Linked DNA regions of Homo sapiens: region 1 is linked to region 2. Evidence: chromatin loops called from intact Hi-C (ENCODE). Cell type or tissue: OCI-LY7. All regions are shown on one strand. Links, peaks and the distances in the headings refer to the core of each region. The heading gives the core; the rest is flanking DNA.

Region 1 (2,919 bases), core at 274-2,773, 370 kb after region 2:
GGGAAAGAGGAGGCACCTACCACAGGCTGGAGGCTAGAGTCTGTGGGACTGCGGCTGGCCTCGCTGGCTCGCCTCGCTGCGGTGGGTGGCAGCAGCGGACACTGCAGCCGGCCAGAGCGTAGAAAGGCGATTGGGTAGGTGCGCTATCCGGGGCTATACTGCCCGAGGCCGGGGGCCGGTAGGGGTGTTATTCCGGGCGTCACTACTTTAGGTGTGCTATGCCGGGCTGCGCTGCCCGCAGCAGCGGTGGGGGCGGGTTGGGGGCACTATCCTGGGCTGTATTGCCAGCAGCAGTAGGGCTGGTTGGGGGCCCTATTGTGTGCTACACTGCCCGCCACAGGGGACGGGTTAGGGCCGCTACTGTGGTTACACTGCCGGCGGCGCCGGGGTGGGGGGATTGGTCGGGGTGCTGACTGGGGTGGGGGGTGGTTTGGGGGCTGCACCGCCCGCGGCGGGGGACTTGTTGGGGGCGCTATCTGGGGCTGCAATGCCCCCCGCAGGGGATAGGTTAGGGGCCTCCGGTGGTACACTGCAGGTGGGGGGGGCGGGAAAGGGGGAGTACAGGGAGGTGATTGGACGGGGTGGTTTCGGGCGCTATCGCGGGCCGGACTGCTCATGATAGAGGGGGGCGTTGGGTGCTCTATTGGGGGCTACACTGCCAGCGGCAAGGGGCAGTTTGGGGGCGATACCCCACCGGTGGCAGGTGGGGAGGTGTGGTGGGTTGTGGACATCATTAGGGGGCTGTACTGTGGTCAGTGGGAGCGAGTTAGGGGAGCTATCAGCTGCTGCACTGCCTGTGGCGGGGGTCAGGTTTGGTGCGCTATCGGGACCATATTCTCGGTAGTGGCATACGGGTTAGGGGAGCTGTCGGGGGCTAAGCTGTCCACGGGGGACTGCGGGTTGGGTGCGCTATCCAGGGCATCATACCCCGCGGCTGGGGGATGGTTGGGGGTGCTATCCGCTATCTGGGACGGCACTGCCCATCGTGGGGAGCGGGTTGGGGGCCTTAAGGATCCTTGGCTGCACTATTCACACGGCGGGGATCAGGTTGCAGTGCTTTCTGGGGCGTCACTGCCCGCGGCGGGGGGGTTGGTTGGGGGTCCAATCCGTGGCTGCATGGCCCACGGCAGGGGGCAGGTTGGGGGAGTTATCTGGTGCTGCAACGTCTGAGGCGGGGACGGGTTGGGGGCGCTATTGGGTTTCTACACTGCAGCTGTGAGGGGAGGGTGTTAGGGGCGCTATCCCGGGTCCAACAGCTGGCGGCGGGTTAGGGGCGCTATCAGGGGGTGCCCTGCAGGTGGCGGCAGAGGTTTCAGCAACACCAGTGGCCTACAAAGAAGGAGCCTTCCTCCTCTCCCCAGACTCCAGACTCTAGAGGGCGACCTCCTCCTGCTCCTGCTCCTGGAGCGCAGCGAGCGCACAGCGTTTCCGCAGGAATCCTGAGAATGGCAAGGCCCCCATACCCGCGGTGGTTCCCAGGCCCGCCCCCTCTCGCAGCTGCAGCCCCACCTGCCAGCGCGTGCCACCTCCGAGCGACTTCCGGGACCCGGGCGGCCACCGCGGTGCAGGCGCGCGCCCAACGGCTTTGCGAGGCTCACTCGGTCTGAGAGGTCGGAGGCTGCGAGTGTCGCTGCTGAAGGCTGTGGTGGACTGGGCTGGATCGCGGATTTTGGATTAGATAATAGATTTGGGATCGCGGATTGGGGGTTGGATCGCGGATTTGGGGTTGGATCGGGGATTTGGGGTTGGATAGGGGATTTGGGGCTGGGTCGGCGGGGGCGTGGGGGGAGGTGAAAAGGTAACAGGGAGCTGCCCCCTCTCAAGAGCCGGTAGTTGGGAGTCTGAGAAGTCACCACCATGAAGTTGTTCGGCTTCAGGAGCCGCAGGGGCCAGACGGTCCTGGGCTCCATAGACCACCTCTACACGGGTTCCGGGTACCGAATCCGGTACTCGGAACTGCAGAAGATCCACAAGGCAGCTGTCAAGGGCGACGCTGCGGAGATGGAGCGCTGTCTGGCGCGCAGGAGCGGAGACCTTGACGCCCTGGACAAGCAGCACAGGTAGCGAGGGCTCAGCCCGGGGTGGCAGGGGGTCCCCAGGTCCGGCTTTCTGGCAGCCCCTGGGACGGGGGCCTTGGAGGTCGCCGGGCACCCTCTGAGCGGCGGAGCCAAACGGACCCTCAGCTGTTTTCCATCCCTCATAATTCCCTGGCTGGAGCAGTTGGTGGAGAATTTGAGTGATTTAACTCACAAAGTTAAGCATATACGGTGTTGATAATTTTAACGTACACGTTTAAAACATGGTTTATATACATTATAGGAGGTGCCTAATGAGAGAACTCATTCCCCTATCAAAAATGCCGTGAGTTATTTTCAGTAGGCGAAAAGTTCTCAGATAAAACTGTCCGTTTTACATCCGTATCCCCCTGTGTAGGTAGGTTCTTTACTGAAGGTTCTTAGAGAGAAACTTGGAAGTGGGAGGTGGGTTCTGTGTTCTTGAATGGGAAGACACATTTTCCTCAGAATGTGAGCTCTTTCTGTGTTTATCAATTTTACATAGACAGAATGAAAATATCAAGGTTTTAACATTTTTGTATGACACCTGCTGTCTTTCACTATTGTGATGACATTTAAAAAAATTTCATAATGGAGTGAAAAAACACTTGCTGCTCTAGATATCAAAATGTGCTATTAATTTCTACAATTAATTGTTTACTAACAGCTGAAAAGACAAACGCATAGAACAGAATAGGCAACCCAGAAACACTGAAATTATGTAAGATATACGTAAGGATTAATGAGTAGGAAAGGATGAATTATTAATGAAAAAATGTCTGCTGTTTGAAGAAAACTAATGAAATTTTATGTCACAAACATGAGTTCCTGATGGAATACAGATTGAAATTTTTACATATGAAAA
Region 2 (2,919 bases), core at 117-2,616:
TCTGGAAGGAACCATCCCCAGAAACCCCTCAGCAGGCTCCTTTTGTATTGATCAGAATCAGCAAAACCTTGTGGGTGGGCTGGTGGGGGTCGGAGGTGCGTTGGCTTTCTCGGAGGTGGGCGGTGGTAGGGGGAATGGATCCCTGAACACAACCTAGAAGCTGGAAGGAAAACACAGGGAACCCATAAAACCCCCCATAAGAGCAGACCGAGACTTTGCTGTGGAAGATTCCTATCCCAAAGCTAATAGCATCAGTGCACTTGATTTCCATCTCGTTCTCACAGCCTTTTATGAACATCACTGAAAAGGCTGGGCAAGACGAAACCTGTGAAGAAGGAAGATCTCCATGGCTGCCCTTAGCGTGGAATGTGTTCTTCACACCCTTACAAACAGCTTTCAAGTGTTCAGCCTGTGGAGTTGAAGCAGGTACTGTTAGATCTGAGCTGATCTGTTTTGGGGGCGTGTGTACTTATGTTGTTCTGCCGACCCTGAATGCAAGAACACCTGCTCTGATGTGTGCATCGTTTGTAGCAGGCATTGTCCTTTAATATCTGAGACATGTAGCAAAGCATCATCTCATATCAGGATGTGTCCCTGGGTCTTTGTGAATGTCTACACTTGGTTCAGCCAAGAGGTTTATTTGGAAAGTGTCAACATGAGCTTTGTTTTTGGCAATTTGTTGGTTGGCCTTTCAAAATTCTCACATTCCTGTGCAAAGGTAGACACTGCAGTATCTGATCCATCTGTGAAATTTAAGCCTAAGAACAATCATGAGCTGCTGAAAATTGCAACATCAGTAATCCCAAAAGTTCCAAATATACCAGTCTGAAGCTGTGATGAATAATAATTTTGTTATGGCTAATGAGACCCACACATTGACAGATATGCAGCAGGCTTTTGTTCTGTTATTTCTATCTTGGTTAAGATAGAATAAAAGTTTTCAGCATATGAATTCTACAGCTGCCCTCCTTAATTACCAGAGCCTAATGTTGTAATGTTTCTTCTGAATATTGGATGTTGGTACAATAGACTTTCATGGGGCAGCTGAGGTAGTGCCATCTATGATCAGGAGAGGGCAGCAAAGAGCCACATGAGTCACAACTCTCTGGGCTGGGTCTGCCCAGGAATCAATTAAGGCAATGTAGGAAGCCAGGGAGAAAATCCCTGCTTGAGTTGATACCAGCTAAAATTGAAGGTGGTAAGAGTTGAAGCAGAGGCAAATGCGTGTTGATTGCAACAAAGTTGGAGTTAAACGGCGCTAGATTCTAGAGGGATTGACTGTGTCAGCAGGGGCTCGAATTTCTGGAGGAGAACCCAGTGAGCAAAGCAAAAGCTAGCAGATTTGAGTAGGATAGGAGTCAGGCCCATTGGGGTGGGCCAAAGAGTTTTGCAAGGTTATCCATACTGACACATTGCTGAGAGATGCAGCTTTTTTCTTTTAAAAATAATGTTTATAGCTTACCATTACAAATATAAAATATATTTATTGTAGAAGATCGGAAACCAGAGAAAAGTATGCAGAAGAAAATAAAATTCATCAATAATTGTACCAACCAGAGGTAACAATTTTGGTTATCTGTGGTCTGTTTGCTTTGATTATAAAAGTCCTATCTGTTGTTTTCCATCAATCATCTATCTACATAAACAAAATTGGGATCATACATTTAGCCATAGGCCGCCAATATCATTCCCTGCTGATATGTAAAAATTTTAAAAACCATGTGTGCAATTTTCCATCAGATGGGTGCACCACTAAGCATTCTGTATGCCTTGTCCAATCTTAAAGGGACTAGGGTCACCTTGGAACTTTGCACTGTCTGATGTCAAACTTCATTATGCTCCAGGTCAGGCATCATAAAATTAATAAATTCAAAGTTTGGGAAAACAGGGAAAAACAATGCCCTAATCCATTTTCATTTTTATTTCCCACTGGCCTTTGTCCAAATGCATAAATATTCTAACATGATTACAATCATAATGTACATTTGCATCTTATTATATTGTAAACATTTTAAAGCTGATTAATGATTTTCTTTTTTTTTTTCCGAGATGGAGTCTTGCTCTGTCACCCAGGCTGGAGTGCAATGGTGCAATCTCGGCTCACTGCAACTTCTGCTTCCCGGGTTCAAGTGATTCTTGTGCCTCAGCCTGCCAAGTAGCTGGGATTACAGGTGCGCGCCACCATGCCAGGCTAATTTTTGTATTTTCAGTAGAGATGGGGTTTCACCACATTGCCCACACTGGTCTGAACTCCTGACCTCAGGTAATCCACCTGCCTCAGCCTCCCAAAGTGCTGGGATTACAGGCGTGAGCCACTGTGCCTGGCCTTGAGTTTCATAATTTTTAATGACTGGGTAATAGTCCTCTCAGTAGACATAATTATTTAATTTGTCATTATCCTATTGTTACTTTTTTTGAAATTATGAATAATTCTGCGATGACTGTCTTCATCATGATAGCTTTATCCTTCATTTGGACTACTTCCTTAGATAAAGTCTCAGCAGGGGGTAATAGGGTCTGCTTAAACTGTAGCAGTAATGTAAATATCAATTGCTTGCCTTAGTTTCTGGGAGTGGATTTACATTCAGTCTGTTATTGAGTACCTTTAAAAAAAACTTTTTTTTTTTTTTTTCAGAGGCAGGGTCTATCTGTGTCACTCAGGCTGGAATGCAGTGGTGTGCCCGTAGCTCACTGCTGCCTCAAACTCCTGGGCTCGTGCAATCCTCCCGCCTCAGCCTCCTGAGTAGCTGGGGCTACAGGTGCATGCCACCTCACCTGGCTAATTATTTTATTCTATTTTTGTAGAGATGGGGTCTTGCTTTGTTGCCCAGGCTGGTCTTGAACTCCTGGCTTCAAGGGATCCTCTGGTTTCAGCCTCCCAAAGTGCTGGAATTACAGGCATAAGGCACCATGCCCAGC

What was found. A loop is a pair of places that touch in the nucleus more often than their neighbours do. Peaks named below come from ENCODE experiments on the same cell type or tissue, not always from the same donor. Only the 100,000 strongest peaks of a DNase experiment are listed, where the experiment ranks them.
Region 1: it touches region 2 in a loop (3-fold over the local background); 1 of 110 quality-filtered maps calls a loop at or near these places.

The regions. Positions count from the first base shown.
Region 1 is chr18:14,177,538-14,180,456 of GRCh38, forward strand. It overlaps the pseudogene ANKRD20A5P. Among named protein-coding and RNA genes, the nearest start is that of ZNF519, 47 kb to the left of the region's middle. In OCI-LY7, for the core only: CTCF peaks have their summits at 1,250 (motif pointing right) and 1,461; DNase peaks (open chromatin) are centred at 1,454 and 1,914; H3K4me3 peaks cover 1,727 bases; H3K27ac peaks cover 453 bases.
Region 2 is chr18:13,812,384-13,815,302 of GRCh38, forward strand. No RefSeq gene overlaps it. Among named protein-coding and RNA genes, the nearest start is that of MC5R, 10 kb to the right of the region's middle. In OCI-LY7, for the core only: CTCF peaks have their summits at 1,063 (motif pointing right) and 1,264; a DNase peak (open chromatin) is centred at 1,098.